2 separate regions of the Homo sapiens genome follow, and region 1 is linked to region 2. Evidence: read pairs that join two places in POLR2A ChIA-PET (ENCODE). Cell type or tissue: PC-3. All regions are shown on one strand. Each heading gives the region's core, and the rest is flanking DNA. Links, peaks and the distances in the headings are about the cores only.

Region 1 (8,385 bases), core at 1,876-6,875, 220 kb after region 2:
GAAATATATAATTGAACCCATAAATCCTCCTGGAGGCTTTTTGCTGGCAGTATCAGGATCCCTTCCCAATGAAGGGGTCAGTCAGTCTTTCTCTGCAAAAAAGCCTTTGATAACTACCATTTGCTTCACAGTGAGATGCCATTATCCTTGGGATTCCCCTCTCTGATTCCCACCACCATTCTTCTGGATTCTATAGGAAGAGAGAGATCTTGAAATAGTGGTTCTAGGACAATTCTACTTGGGAACAAGTTAGCTTAGATAGGAACAGGTTGCCAGTTTGTAGTAACAGCAATGTGAAGAGCATATGTGTGGATTTCAAAAGTTACAGAACAAGAAAAACTGAATCATTAACTTGGGTAGGCTAAATTTATTAATATGGATGTCATGTTTGAACATGTTGGTTTGATAATAATAAGTGTTAATAGAAGCCTTGACTCACGAATGACATGATGACATACAGTCAATGGGGTTTCAATGTCCAAATTTTTTGAACATGTTGCTGAAGTGATCCAAAGACCAGGGAGTTGGTAATGACGGAATTTATTATTGTGTGCAATCTAATTAGATAATTCCCAACTACAATCTTGTGGCACATAACATTTCAGTGAAGGATGGATTACATATATGACAGTGGGCACAGAAGATTATAATATCCTATTTTTACTGTACCTTTTCTATATTTAGGTACACTATTATCATTCTGTTACAATTGCATACAACACAATAACATGCTATACAGATTTGTATAGGAGCAAGGGGGCATGCAAAATAGGTTTGTGTAAGTACACTCTAGGATGTTTGCACAACAATGAAATCACCTTACACTGTGTTTCTCAGAAAGTATTCTGTCATTTAGTGATACATCACTACGTATTATTCACAAAGCCCATAAAAGATGCATTATGAAAAGAGAGAACACTGATTTCTTCCAAAGCTCTTCAGTAGGCTGGAGAAGATAATGGCATGGGAAGGTTACAGTAGAATTTGGTTTTCTGGTTTCAATAAGAAAGATGGAATTTCTCTTTTGGCCCCAGAGCAAAATAAGATGTGGATCCCCTTGTTCAAAAAGCAAGAAAAAAGTGTCTTTAAAAGTACTAAAATATAAAGTATTTTCTTACAAAGTATCTCTCTCAACTTGTCATGGGGTTTTTATTTGCCATTTAATTAATTCCATTCTAGGTTTAAAAATAATAAAATAAAATAAAATTATTAGCACATAAATTTTAATGTTGACCTTTATGTTTTTGAATGCTAAATTTAAATACAAATAGAAGACATTGAACTCATTTGCAGAATCACACAATTTAGAGTTAAATTTTTGAATCTTGTATGTGAATGTGTATTGTGCTATGACCACAGGAGTAGAAATGTTGCATGAAACTAACTTGTTTTTATTTCACTTCCTGATAGGGGCACAATCTACCAACTCTCTCTACCTTTGGCTTACTGATGAGTGGAAAAGGTCTGAAAGAAAAAGAAAATATGGTTGCCTTATCTTTCTCCTTCTGTGTCAATATTTTCAGTATGAATGGTTGGTTAATACAGGATAGTAACTTGAGTGAGAAAGAATGATAGGGTTTCTTGATTATTTTTGTTTTTTACACCTCCACTGTTTTTTTTTCTGCATTTGAAGCAAGTCCTCTTTCAAAGGAGATCATAGTGGGTTGTTAATTAGCCCACTTTTTCCATTGCAGCAATAGCAGACTTACTTGGTACTGACTTTAAATCTCATTAAACTCTCATGCATAATGTTTCTACCAGAGTTCTGTGCTTATTGACATTGCAAAAACTACATGAAGATGGAACAGTGATGGGCATGCCTATTTGGCGTCACTTTTCTTCACATGCATATTCTATTGTTTCATCAGATGTCACACACAAAATACAAGTGCAAAAATAAAATTACTAACATTTCAAGATGGCAATAGCAGAACATTAGTTACAGGATGCTTCTGAGCTTAGGGCCCTGACTTACTACACAGGTCACATGTCCACAAAGCTGTTCCTTTTCTCCAAGCCTTTTCAAGTGATGTTTGGTTGTTTCCTACAGTATCTGTGTACTAATGTGTAGGAAATGCCTTAATGTTTCAGAAGATTTTAGATACAGTATGTACTAAATGAAGCTATTTTATCCTTCTTATATTTTGAATCTGGAGATGTAAAGTTGATGAAATAAGGATTGTGGCCTGGTTCTATCTCACAGAGTTTACTGTGGTAGTATATTATCATTTTGCGGTTATTTTCCCAGCATCCAAATGTATAGTAGTGATAAATATTATTAATTGAGAATCTTCACATCAATTCCTTGTTCTGTGTAGTGGACCTATTTTGGTACAAATAGCCAAGTAAAAACTCTTAAAGCTCTATTCACAATAGCAAAGACATGGAACCAATCCAAATGCCCATCAATGATATACTGGATAAAGAAAATGTGGTACCTATACACTATGGAATACTATGCAGCCATAAAAAGGAATGAGACCATGTCCTTTACAGAGGCATGGATGAAGCTGGAAGCCATCATCCTCAGAAAACTAACACAGCAACAGAAAACCAAATACCACATGTTCTCACTCATAAGTGGGAGTTGAACAATGACAACACATGGACACAGGGAAGGAAACAACACACACTGGGGCCTATGGTGGGGACTGTGTGAGGGGAGGGAGAGTATCAGGACAAATAGCTAATGCATGTGGTGCATACAGGGCTTAAAACCTAGGTGACGGGCTGATAGGTGCAACAAACCACCATGACACACATATACCTATGTAACAAATCTCCATGTTCTGCACATGTATCCCAAAACTTAAAGAAAAAAAACCCAAACAAACCCTTAGAGCTGTTTTACTGCCCTTTCCCCAAGACAGTAAACCAAAAATAATATTATATTCCTCAGAGAACTGCAGGAATTGGAGCATAAAATATGTAAAAGATATAGGGTTGGTGTTTCCTAAAATATTCTTACTTAAACTCATTTGTTTGGCCAGTGTCAAAGCCAGAATAACCCTGGTTTTGTGCAAATTTTTTTCAGGTAAGATACCAATTGCTGCTGCATTTCTACACATGATACTATTGTTAGAGCAGAATGATACCGTACCTAACACCTGGCATGCATTATTAATCCAACATATACTTTCAGTCAAAACAAACAAAAGCAGAATCAGTTTGTTTTTGCATAGACATGCAATGTCTGCATATATATGCATGGTTTAAGTTTCTCACAGGGTAAGGCAAGTCTGCTTTCTTTCATAGTATGTTCTGGAGAGAATGTATTGTCTTGATATTATGCAGTGAATGAGAAAAAAATGACTTTTTCTCACTAAACCTGATTTTGTTATTCTCTAATTCTGAGGTTACCAACAGAAGATATCAAATCTAAGCCCAGAGCAGAGGCAAACTTCCCCTAGATGGGGTCTACAAAACATTAGGTGGCAAGTAGATTACATTGGACCTCTTCCAACATAATCAAGATGAAGCAATTTATTCTCCAAAAAAAAAAATGGTACATTTTAAAGATATAACTTTTCTTCTTCCACAGTTCTTCTGCTAGCATCATTTGTTGACTTAGAAAGTGACTCATTCCTTTAGTAGCCCACAGTGTCTATTATTCTCATATTGTGTCCATGTGTGCTCAGTGTTTAGCTCCCACTTAACACTGAGGTACATGGGAGCTAAACATTGAGCACATACGGACATAATATGCTAAACTCAAGCTAAACTTGAGGTATTTGGTTTTCTGTTCCTGTGTTAATTCACTTAAGATTATGGCCGCTAGCTACATCCATGCTGCTGCAAAGTTTATGTGTGGGAGGCTGGTGGGGAGGATGAGTTAGAAAACTACCTATCAGGTGCTATGCTCACTATCTGGGTGACAAGATCCATACTCCAAACCTCGGAATCATGTAACATTCCCATATAACAAACCTGCACATGTACTCCTTGTTTCGAACATAAAAATGAAAATAAAAACAAAATTAAAAAAAAAAAACCTGAAAAAAGAAAGTGACTCACTTATTAATATGTAATTTATACACTATTTTCTCTCATTAAGACACTCATATCATAGCAATAGGTGTGTGCCTAGAGAATTCAGTAGTCTTTTATTTTTTTATTTTATTTTTTTTGAGACGGAGTTTTTGCTCTTGTTGCTCTGCAGTGCGATGGCGCGATCTCGGCTCACTGCAACCTCCGCTTCCCAGGTTCAAGTGATTCTCCTGCCTCAGCCTCCCGAATAGCTGGGATTACAAGCATGTGCCACCACGCCCAGCTAATTTTGTATTTTTAGTAGAGATGGAGTTTCTCCATGTTGGGCAGGCTGGTAGTAGTCTTATAAAGTACACAATCAGTCCCAAGTAGCTGGCGTGATAAAACAATAGGATAGCCTGATAAAACATGGTGCCAGGTGGGAAAAAAAAAAAAAAAAACCTATTTGAAATTGAATAGTTTATATACAGGATGCAATATAAGTCTCAAAGAACTGGCCAGTATATGAGTGTCATCTTCTCCATAGCCAAAATCTGTAGGTTCATAAAGTGCTATGGTTATACCAAATATCATATTTAAAGATTTTTAATTCCCTGCTTCTGCTAATTTTTGTGATCCTGGTGCCCAAAGGAGAAATGCTTAACTACTAAATGAAGTAATGGTTACATTAAATTAGAATATGTCATTCCCCTTCCTGGACATTTTATGTTTCTCGTGCCATTGAACCCTCAAGAAGAAAAGACGATTACTTTACTGGCCAAGGTAATTGATCCTAACTGTTGCTACACAATAACTACAAGGAATTTTGTATCAAGAATTCAGGGTGAGTCACTGGGGCACCACTTAATACTCCATTTTCTAATAGTCCTGGTCAGCAGAAAGCCGTAGTAATCCATTAAAATGAAAAGAACCAAGAACTCAGATCACATAAAAATGAAAGTTTGGGGCCAGGCGCGGTGGCTCATGCCTGTAATCCCAGCACTTTGGGAGGCTGCACTTTGGGAGGCCGAGGCAGGTGGATCACGAGGTCAGGAGATCGAGACCATCCTGGCTAACACGGTTTAACCCTGTCTCTACTAAAAATACAAAAATAAATAAATAAATAACTAGCCAGGCACCGTGGCGGGCGCCTGTAGCCCCAGCTACTTGGGAGGCTGAGGCAGGAGAATGGCGTGAACCCAGGAGGCGGAGCTTGCAGTGAGCCGATATTGCCATTGCACTCCAGCCTGGGCAACAGAGTGAGACTCCGTCTCAAAAAAAAAAAAAGAAAGTTTGGGTCATTTTGTCAAGTAAAAACTTACCGTCCTAAGGCTCTGGAAGAAGGCAACAGGAAATTGGAATTGTTACTGGAAGAAGAAATTATGATAACTATCCTCATAACCTTATTTTTAAAAAGGGATTGAATTATGTTTTGGTAATTATTCTGTTTTGAAGGGATTTAGAAAAAGGGATTGAATTATGTTTTGGTAATTATTCATGTTTTTCCTTCACATATGAAGTGCACTAAGTGGGGGGGATAATATTTTGGGATTCAAGTGAAATGATAATTGAATTGAAATCACTGTATGATAAGAGAGCTGTTAGGATTTCCTGTGTTTCCTCTGTTGGTGATACGGTTTGGCTATGTCCCCACCCAAATTTCATATTGGATTGTACTCTCATAATTCCCACGTTTTGTGGGAGGGACCTGGTGGGAGATAATTTGAATCAAGGGGGTGGTTTCCCCCATACTGTTCTCATGGTAGTGAATAAGTCTCATGAGATCTGATGGTTTTATCAGGGCTTTCCATTTTTGCATCTCCCTCATTTTATCTTGCTATGTAAGACGTGCCTTTCACCTGCCACCATGATTCTGAGGCCTCCCCAGCCATGTGGAACTGTGAGTCCAATTAAACCTCTTTTTCTTCCCAGTCTCAGGTATGCCTTTATCAGCAGCATGAAAATAGATTAATACAGTTGGGAACTAAATATTTTATTTATTTATTTTTTAACAGTCAGAACTTATACAACATTTATTAATTAAGTTCATTGTCTTATATGAGTGTGGTTTGTGGTGGCCAAAAACAATTAACAGCAGTAACATGAAAGATTATGATCACAGATCACCATAATAGATATAATAATAATGACAAAACTTGAAATAAGGCAAGAATTACCAAAATGTGACACAGAGACATAAAGTGAGCACATGCTTTTGGAAAAAAATAATGCTGATAGACTTACTTGATGCAAGGTTGCCACAAACCTTCAATTTGTGAAACACCCATTATCTGTGATGTGCAATATAGCAGAGCACAATAAAGTGAGGCATTGCCAGTGTATCCAGAGTCTAGCTACTTCTCACCCTTCTCACCACAGGCAGCCTGGGCCAGGTTACTGTTACTTATCCCCTGGATCATTGCTCTCACCTACTATCTAGTCTCCCAGCTTCTGATCTTGCCCCTTATAGTCTGTTCCCAACAGAGCAGTCAGGATGGTACTTTTGAAATGGAAGACAAGTCATTTCAACTACTCTGATTAAATGCTTATATTTTCTCAGAATAAAAGTCAAAACATTTTCAATAACAAAAGGTTCTTCGTGATTGCTCCTGTCCCACTAACCCCTCTGTAAGCTTTCCTACAGTGGAACACTTATTTCTCTAACACCCCAGGCAAATTCAGCCTCAGGGCCTTTGCCCTTGTGATTCGCACTGTCTGGAATACTTGTACCCTAAGTACCAACAGGGCTCACTTAATCACATTTTTTTTTCCATCTTTGTCACTAAGTTGTCTACTAAAAGTCATTTTTCAGTGAGTCTTCCCTGACCACCATTGCAAAATAGCAATCCCCTTCACGTTTCCAAAAATAACATCCCCCCTCTCTTTTCCAGCCTTCTTATTCCTTTTTTAAAATTTCAATAGTTTTGGGGGGAACAGGTGGTGTTTGCTTACATAAATCAGTTGTTTAGTGGTGATTTATGAGATTTTGGTGCACCCATCACCTGAGCAGTATACACTGTACCCAATGTGTAGTCTTTTACTCCTCACCCACTTCCCACTCTTTCCTCTGAGTCTCCAAAGCCCATTGTATCATTCTTATTATGTCTTTGCATCCTCATAGCTTAGCTCCCGCTTATGAGTGAGAAGATACAATGTTTGATTTTCCATTTCTGAGTTACTTTACTTAGAATAATTGTCTCCAATTCCATCCAAGTTGCTGCAAATGGCATTATTTTGTTCCTTTTTATGGCTGAGTAGTATTCCTATGGTGTGTATATATATGTGTGTGTGTGTGTGTGTGTGTGTATATATATATATATATATATATATCTCCTATGGTATATATATAAGATATATATAGCATATATATATATATATATATATCTCCTATGGTGTATATATATGATATATATATCATATATATATATATCCTATGGTGTGTGTGTGTATATATATCTCACAATTTATCCACTCGTGGATTGATGGACATTTGGGCTGGTTCCTTCTTTTTGCACTTGTGAATTGTGCTGCTGTAAACATCCATGTGCAAGCATCTTTTTTTGTATAATGACTTCTTTTCCTCTGGGTAGATACCCAGTAATGGGATTATGGGATCAAATAGCTTTCTAGTTTAATTAAGTCTCATCTATTTATCTTTGTTTTTGTTGCATTTGCTTTTGGGTTCTTGGTCATGATAACTTTGCCTAAATCAATGACTAGAAGGGTTTTTCTGATGCTATCTTCTTGAATTTTTTTGATTTCAGGTCTTAGGTTTAAGTTTTTCTTCCATCTTGAGTTTATTTTTGTGTAAGGTGAGAAATGAAGATCCAGTTTCATTCTCCTACGTGTGGCTTGCCAATTATCCCAACACCATTTGTTGAATAAGGTGTCCTTTCCCCACTTTATGTTTTTGTTTTATTTGCTTTGTTGAAGATCAGTTGGCTGTAAGTATTTGGCTTTATTTCTGAGTTCTCTATTCTGTTCCATTGGTCTATATGCCTATTTTTATACAAGTACTATGCTGTTTTGATGACTATGGCCTTATAGTATAGTTTGAAGTCAGGTAATGTGATGCCTCCAGATTCGTTCTTTTTGCTTAGTCTTGCTTTTGCTATGTGGGCTCTTTTTTAGTCCCATATGAATTTTAGGATCGTTTTTTCTAGTTTTGTGAAGAATGATGCCAGTATTTTGATAGGAATTGCATTGAATTTGTATATTGCTTTTTGCAGTATGGTTATTTTGGCAATATTGATTCTACTCATCCATGAGCATGGATGTGTTTCCATTTGTTGGTGTCATCTGTGATTCCTTTCACCAGTGTTTTGTAGTTTTCCTTGTAGAGGTCTTTCACCTCCTTGGTTAGGTATATTCCTAAGTATTTTATTTTATTTTTGCAGCTACTACAAAAGAGGTTGAGTT
Region 2 (8,385 bases), core at 2,278-7,277:
GTGTTACTTTGCTGAGAATGATGGCTTCCAGCTTCATCCATGTCCCTGCAAAGGACATGAACTCCTTCTTTTTTATGGCTGCATAGTATTCCATGGTGTATATGTGTGACATTTTCTTTATCCAGACTATCACTGATGGGCATTTGGGTTCGTTCCAAGTCTTTTCTATTGTGAACAGTGCAAAGTAATTTATATATTCAATGTTATCCACATCAAGCTACCATTGACTTTCTTCACAGAATAGAAAAAACTACTTTAAATTTCATATGGAACCAAAAAAGAGCCCATATAGCCATGAAAATCCTAAGTAAAAACAACAAAGCTGGAGGCATCATGCTACCTGATTTCAAACTATACTACAAGGCTACAGTAACCAAAACAGCATGGTACTGGTACCAAAACAGATATATAGAGCAATGGAACAGAACAGAGGCCTCAGAAATAATGCCACACATCTACAACCATCTGATCTTTGACAAACCTGACACAAACAAGCAATGGGGAAAGGATTCCCTGTTTAATAAACGGTGTTGGGAAAACTGGCTAGCCATATGCAGAAAAGTGAAACTGGACCCCTTCCTTACACCTTATACAAAAATTAACTCAGATGGATTAAAGACTAAAACATAAGACCTTGTACCATAAAAACCGTAGAAGAAAACCTAAGCAATACCATTCAGGACATAGGTATAGGAAAATACTTCATGACTAAAACACCAAAAGCAATTGCAACAAAAGCCAAAATTGACAAGTGAGATCTAATTAAGCTAAAGAGCTGCTCCACACAAAAGAAACTATATAAAGACTTCTAGAACTGTGACTTACTGTCACAGGTTTCAGCTGGCATTGTCTAGGGCCAAGGGATGCATTTAAATCAAAGAGAATTTGACAATGAGTACATGGACCATAAGATTCGTGAGCCCAGTCAGATACTGCATTACTGAGTAGCTGCTATCCTGAGCAAACATGAAAACATATTTTTAAAAGCTATATTCTTTGAACCAATGACTTATATAGTGCTGTGTTTCCAACAGATAGAGTGCATGGGCCCAGGAATCAAGGAATAGAAGTAAGAGTGGAAGTTCAGTGGCACGATCCCGGATCACTGCAACCCCCACTTCCTTGGTTCAAGCAATCCCCCTGCCTCAGCCTCCCGAGTAGCTGGGCTTACAGGCACCTGCCACCACACCCAGCTAATTTTTTTGTATTTTTAGTAGAGACAGGGCTTCACCATTTTGGCCAGACTGGTCTCAAACTCCTGACCTCAGGCAATCTGCCCTCCTTGGCCTCCCAAAATGCTGGGATTACAGGAATGAGCCACCGTGCCTGAGGTGACTATGTAATTCTTATCTCCATGTAATTCTTATGAGAACCTGAGGCTTACAGGATTAGAATTCTTTGTCTTCAGGCTTCCATCAGGTTCTCAGTAAAATTACAATGAATTTATAGCTACAACTCTTATCCTGTCATTTTTGAGTTCCTCATACCAATAGAAAAGCAGGCATAAAAGAAGTTACTGTAGTAGGGTGGGGATAACTGACCATTAACATGACGAGAAATGAAGGTTTTTGTAACATAAAAGACTCAGTGAAGATGTCTGAAACTCAGAAGATTCCTAGAGGAACCTCTTGGCGTTTCTATGTGAGATAATAAAAAAAAAAAAATAAGCTGATTATGACTTTAGCCATGTCCTGGTAAGGGCAAGGTAATCGGGACTCACATCTCATGAAGGTTTGATGACAACTTTCAGAAAGGTAGATCTATTGAAGTGTTAGCTGAAAGTAAGCAGAAGAAAGATGGTGAATATTAACTATAGTTTTGAGACTGTTGCTTTTAATATTAAAGCTCACATTTTAAAGCTTTTTTTTAGATTGTGCTTGGTTACCACCCTGAAGCTCCAGTAATAGAGCTGACTCTCTGTGGAGGACACAAAGTTCTGACCAGTAAAAAGAGCTGACAGCAACACATTTACCAGTCATCTGTTTGGGTGTACATAAATATATGTAGAGATGTAGTTCTCAGGACTCAAGACTTCTTAATATTTTCCAATAAATAGGATGCAAGCATATGGAACTATAGAACCCACTGGTAAAAAAGGAATCATCTACTGGCTGAGACAAGAAAGAGGCATAATACTGTGCATGCTGTTTGTCAAATACCCATAAATATATCCTCTGTAATTTTCATTTAGAAAATATTTTTGATGGCCGGGCGTGGTGGCTCACGCCTGTAATCCCAACACTTTGGGAGGCCGAGATGGGCGGATCACAAGGTCAGGAGATTGAGACTATCCTGGCTAACAAGGTGAAACCCCATCTCTACTAAAAATACAAAAAATTAGCCAGGCGTGGTGGCGGGTGCCTGTAGTCCCAGCTACTGGGGAGGCTGAGGCAGGAGATTGGCGTGAACCCGGGAGGCGGAGCTTGCTGTGAGCCCAGATCGCGCCACTGCACTCCAACCTGGGCGACTGAGCGAGACTCTGTCTCAAAAAAAAAAAAAAAAAAAAAAAAATTTTTTTTGATGTGTATGTGTCACATTTTCTTTATCCAGTCTATTATTGATGGGCATTTGGGTTGGTTCCAAGTCTTTGCTATTGTGAATAGTACTGCAATAAACATATGTGTGCATGTGTCTTTATAGTAGAATGATTTATAATCCTTTGGATATATACCTAGTAGTGGGATTGCTGGGTCAAATGGTATTTCTGGTTCTAGATCCTTGAGGAATTGCCAGTGTCTTCCACAATGGTTGACCTAATTTACATTCCAACCAATAGTGTAAAAGCATTCCTATTTCTCCACATCCTCATGGAATACTATACAGACATAAACAAGAATGAGCTCATGTCTTCTGCAAGGACATGGATGAAGCTAGAAACCATCATTCTCAGCAAACTTAGACGGGAACAGAAAATCAAACACTGCATATTTTCACTCGTAAGTGGGAGTTGAATAATGAGAACATATGGGCACAGGGACGAGAACATCACACACTGGGGCCTGTCTAGGGGTGGGAGGCAAGGGGAGGGATATTAGGAGAAATACCTAATGTAGATGACGGGTTGATGGGTGCAGCAAACCACCATGGCACATGTATACCTATGTAACAAACCTGCATGTTCTGCACAAGTATCCCAGAACTTAAATATACTAAAAAAAAAGAAGAAAAAAAGAAAACATTTCTGAATAAATATTCTAAAAATATCATGGCAGAACATTTTTGTACAAAATAATGGCCTCTATTATGGATCGTGAATGGTATTATATCATGAGCTAAATAAATAGTGAATATTTCAAATTGATCATGACTCAAGTGCAGTGATGTATGGCCAGAACCAGGAAATGCTTTTTAGCTTGAAATTGAGTGACTCCCTATTAAATAAGCCTAAATTTCCTGCCACACATTATATTTGGCTAGCCAAAATACAAGTGTGAATACTGCTTATGTTTTGCTTGGCTTACTTTTAATCTATTAATTAAACATTGTCTAATCTGTGAAACATAGGATGCTTTTGGCAGCTGTGCCCCACAGGATTTAATTCCTAAAATGACTAAATTCCAATCACTAGTCATCTGATTAATTGTGTTTTAAACTAATCAGATGTTCTGTAGATTTTTCTGGTTTCTACCCTATTTCCAGGAACAGAAATTTTAATGCAGATTTTTATGTATGGATACAGAAATGAGAAACCTAATCTCTGTAGCAGCTGATCCAGTAGGTTGGCGGGGGGGAGAAGAAAAACAAAACCTCAAATTTTTGAATGTTACAACTGGATTTATTTTAAATACCTGGTGTCTTTCAGCTTTGATTAATCCCACATGTGCTTACTGTCTGTGGCCACATGAATTCTGAACAATTATGGCCTTTTTAAATATTTTAACTCTACTCCATTTGATATGACATCTGACCTAAGGGTCCTGATGACGTCTATTAAATATTAGTAAATCTTAATTTCTTTATTCGTTTTTGAAATAATGAATACTAATTATAAATAGTATATATATACTATTTCAATATATATTAAAATAAATATAAATAGAATTATATATTTATATTTTATATAATATAAATGTTTTATTTATATTATTTATTTTATATAAATATAAATAGAAGTTTATTTTTTATTCTAATTATTCCTCTATTGATTTTGTTAACAAGGACTCAAGAACCACACAACAGACAGCAGTGACTTAAGAAAAGGAAACTATATTATTTGCATAAAATGAAACTATAATAATAAAAATAACTGTAAGTGATGTCATCCATTAAAAACTCATATTTACCATTAAATTTATTAGTACCAGAAACTGTGCTAAGCCCATAATGTATGTTGACATGCCTATAAGGAGCCTATACTTTTTAATAAATAGTTTTTGATTGTAGAAATGTAGTTTTGCTATTTTTCAGCTATTTTGACAACAATATCAGCACATTGACAAATTAGTAACTTGAAACAAATATTAAGTTGACCTAAATTCTGGAGTTGGACATGATAATACATAAAAGAAATGATCTACAAAATATGAAATAAAGTTTTAGCATATAAAAAGATTTATATTTAGATAACTTGTAAAAAAAGAAAGAGCTTTATACTACCTAAAAGTAAATTCTCATGGATTAAATAAAAATATATTAATAGAAACTAAAAACATTCAAATACAATTGTCTTCTTGCTTTCAGTTCATTGTAATCTGAATCAAGTGGAGAGGAATTTGGCAAAATAGCTCTTACTTACATGCCATAAATTAGAAAGATAAGCAAAAAAATTTAAGTTTTGATATTTACCTGATGTCATGACTACTTCTGGGGTTTCAGTTGGGCTTCCCAGATATATTTGGGTTAGAAGGTAGAAGCCAAGAGAATTGGTTCATGGATGGCCAAAAGTATCTAAGCTAAAGGTGAAGATCAAAAAGTCTTATAAATATTGAAGGCAGCTAATATTTATAAGCAAGGGAATGATTTTCTATAATCTGAGTCATAATTACTGAGACCAAGCCACAGGAGACTGACTAATGCTGAACTCAATACCTCTCTTCTAGCTATCACTCTCTGCTCCAACTTCTTAACCTCCCAACTGTTGTCACTTAAGAATCTTGCCTTTAGGGAGAAGTAGGGTTAGGCTGACCTCGAAGAGCTTCTTTCCTTTTTTTTTTTTTTTTAACTTTTATTTTAAGTTCAGGGGTACAAGTGCAGGTTTGTTACATAGGTACACTTGTCTCATGGGGGTTTGTTGTACAGATTATATCATCACCGAGGTATTAAACACAGTACCCATTAATTATCTTTCGTGGTCCTCCACATCCTTCCTCCCTCCACCTTCCAACAGGCCCCAGTATGTGTTTTTCCTCTCTATGTGTCCATGTGTTCTCATCATTTAGCTTCCATTTATAAGTGAGAACATGTGGTCATTGGTTTTCTGTTCCTGTGTTAGTTTGTTAAAGATAATAGTCTCCCTGCAAAGGACATGATCTCATTCTTTTTATGGCTGCATAGTATTCCATGGTGTATATGTACCACATTTTCTTCATTTTTTTTTTTTTTTTCAGGATTCTGCCCTTAAAAGTCCTGGTTTCTTCAGTATTCTTTGATGCATTCAAACAAAAATTCGCTTATTTGTTTGTCTGATTGTATTTTGTCCAGATTTCATTGTTGCTTGTCTGTTTATAAAAGAGATGGTTTGCACAAGGCGAATTTACTGTTATCAGAAACCAAAATTCCTCTACCAGATTTAAAAAATGATCTCTCCATGAATTCAGATGAGATTGGGCATATTCAGGGTGGTATGGCCATAGACAGCTCTCAATGAATTCAGAATTATTCAGAGAATAGCTGTGTCATTTTAAGGGCCCTCAAATATTTAAAAATGGGAATGAGAATCACATAGAATGAGCTAAAGAAAAAGGTGAAGAAAAAATATAAACAGAAATGGGCCAGATGGAACAGTTAGCCCACTGTGAAAAACAAGGTTCCTGCAATCTCAATGACAGATTAAGAGTAGTGCATGGTAGAATCAGTTGTACACACTTTTAACTAAACATCACAGTCTAAAATACCTGTCATATGACAGCTTTCCACGCTAATTTTTAAAAATATACTGTCTATATGAATAAGATTAATTCTATGTATAAAATTTGACTTAGAATATTTCGCTTTTAATTTTAATTGGATTTTCAAACCACACTTCTCATAGCTTTCATACTATTGACTCAAAAATGTAGTAGAAATCATGTTCTATAAGAGTCGCTGGACGTTTGTTGTTGTTGTTCCTGTTGAAAATGGAGAAAAAAGCAATCCTTGGTTGGCACATTACAGAGTCCTAATTTTTAATATGTCTTTAAGTCCAAGATTCTTCTCTTTTATGATTTGTTAATCTCATAAACAACTAAAAAAATTAGAGTCATAACGAACTTGTATTTCCCAAAATCTATCCTACACTTTGACTGATCTTTCTGGTATTCCCAAAGATATTTTATGAACCTCTGCTGCATCTTCTAGGAATTCTTGACCAAGGTGAATCTTAAGGAAGCTGTCACAAATTTGAGTGGCTGTTCCACATATAAGATATGCAAATCAAAGCATTACCAGAATGTATTAAATGCTCCACTGCAAAGCTTCATGAATCAAACATAGGCTAAGTCACATTGAATTCTAATTTATAATGTTGTGGTTTATTTACTGTCTAAGAAAACCCAAAGAATTTTTACAGGCATTTAATTTATGTAATCTCGAAAATGTAAGTCTAAGAAAAAGTGTGTTATTTTCCAAATAAATACCAATTTGGAGGAGAAAGAAAAAGCTCCCAGACAAATGATTTATTTACCAAAGGCCAACTAGTGTGTTAATGTTGAGAAGCAAACAACATCTTGATCTGTTTCCTGTGCTATGTTCACTTGAGCTGATTATATGGAAGCAGAGGACAGGAAGATGAAAAACAAACAAGCAAACATGAGTTTTCATGTCAAGTTCCAGTGACACTTCTGCAAGGCACCAGGCTGATCTCTTTTAGACATGCAGTTAAACCGTTGAAGTTTAACCTAAGATCCTGGGAGAAATGGTTGCATGCAGTATATAAGAGGTATCAGAGAGATATTAACCCAGGAAATAAATGGCAGACAATATATTCCTAAGCCATGGTGATTAAAATAAAAATGATAATAAGGAAGAGTTTAAACTAAGAAAGCAAAATTCCCTTTTACCTTTTGTAGCCCTGAATTTATATTTCATATTAATATAACATTCTACTGTTTTAGAACTAGATATATTATTAGACATTTCAAGCCCAGCTTTCTTAATTCATCAAACCTAGCATCTGGTATTTCAAGAAAAGATTGTGAAACTTCCTCAGTTACTCAGCATATGGTATAGAAAGTTCTATATAAGAAATCCTTCTGAAAAGTGTATGGTTTTGGTATTGATATATGAAAATAGCAATTTGACTTACTTTCCTTTATTTATCTGGTTTTATTATCTCTCTTGTCATTGGTTATTTCTCTGCAAATCTGAACATTCAAAAATATATGTATTTTCTTATTGATATTATGTTGAAAAATCAACGATGTGGTCCAGCAAACTTAATAGTGAGATTTTTCCATTTTCATGGGTTAGAGCTACCAATACTACTGAAATGCCCTCCCCAAATCACCAGATTTCTTCACCTCCAACTGTTTCATTTAAAGTTAATATTAGAACGCAAATCTCCAGATAATTGTGATTTTTACAGTGAACTAATTTTACCAGCAAGATTTAGAGGATGTTTTGTTTAAAAGAGGAAAATTCCAAATCTCTCTCCATATAAGCCTCCACTGTAGAATGCTAGTATCCTTTGTGTTAAACATCAAAATTGATAAATGAAAAACCTAAAGATTTACTCAACCATTTCTACTATTATTTATATAACTACGTGTTTAAAATGCAACAATTTATATTTATACAACTATATAGTAAAGTTTATGAGTAGCTATATTATTATATAAATTAAGGATGTTGCTATAGATGTTCTTAGTGGTCTTTAAAGAGCCAAAGGTTGAGCATATAATAATTCATGATGTCGAATTCTTTATACTAGTCTGTCTAAAAATAAGCTCTTCTGTGCCTGCTGAATTTAATCACTTAATAGTGAATAACAGAGGTCAATCCTCAGATAATAGTCATTTGGAACAAGCCAGCACAGACGGTGAGATAAGAAATTTTAAGATAAGAAAGATTAAAGCAGAAAGTTGAAGACAAGGATACATTTTTTTTTGAGTTACTGTTAAGAAACTGAAGTTATGAAACTGTTAAGTTACTGAAGAAGAAAAGTGTAGGAAGACTTAGATCAATGACAGTGATGAAAAAAATGAGTTAACTTCAATCAAAACCACCCAAAGCAGTTTAGAAGCCTGGTAA

Evidence for each region. Peaks named below come from ENCODE experiments on the same cell type or tissue, not always from the same donor. Only the 100,000 strongest peaks of a DNase experiment are listed, where the experiment ranks them.
Region 1: POLR2A ChIA-PET joins it to region 2 with 14 read pairs; 2 of 35 experiments call an interaction of 5 or more read pairs at or near these places.

Annotation. Positions count from the first base shown.
Region 1 is chr2:194,506,489-194,514,873 of GRCh38, reverse strand. No RefSeq gene overlaps it. Among named protein-coding and RNA genes, the nearest start is that of LINC01821, 170 kb to the right of the region's middle. In PC-3, for the core only: no CTCF peak of the experiment used is centred there; no DNase peak of the experiment used is centred there.
Region 2 is chr2:194,727,104-194,735,488 of GRCh38, reverse strand. LINC01790 (long intergenic non-protein coding RNA 1790) reads right to left here and starts at 4,894. Exons shown (of 4, transcript NR_110223.1): 1 at 4,786-4,894. All of the region lies in intron 3 of LOC105376755 (a long non-coding RNA gene), which reads left to right. In PC-3, for the core only: no CTCF peak of the experiment used is centred there; no DNase peak of the experiment used is centred there.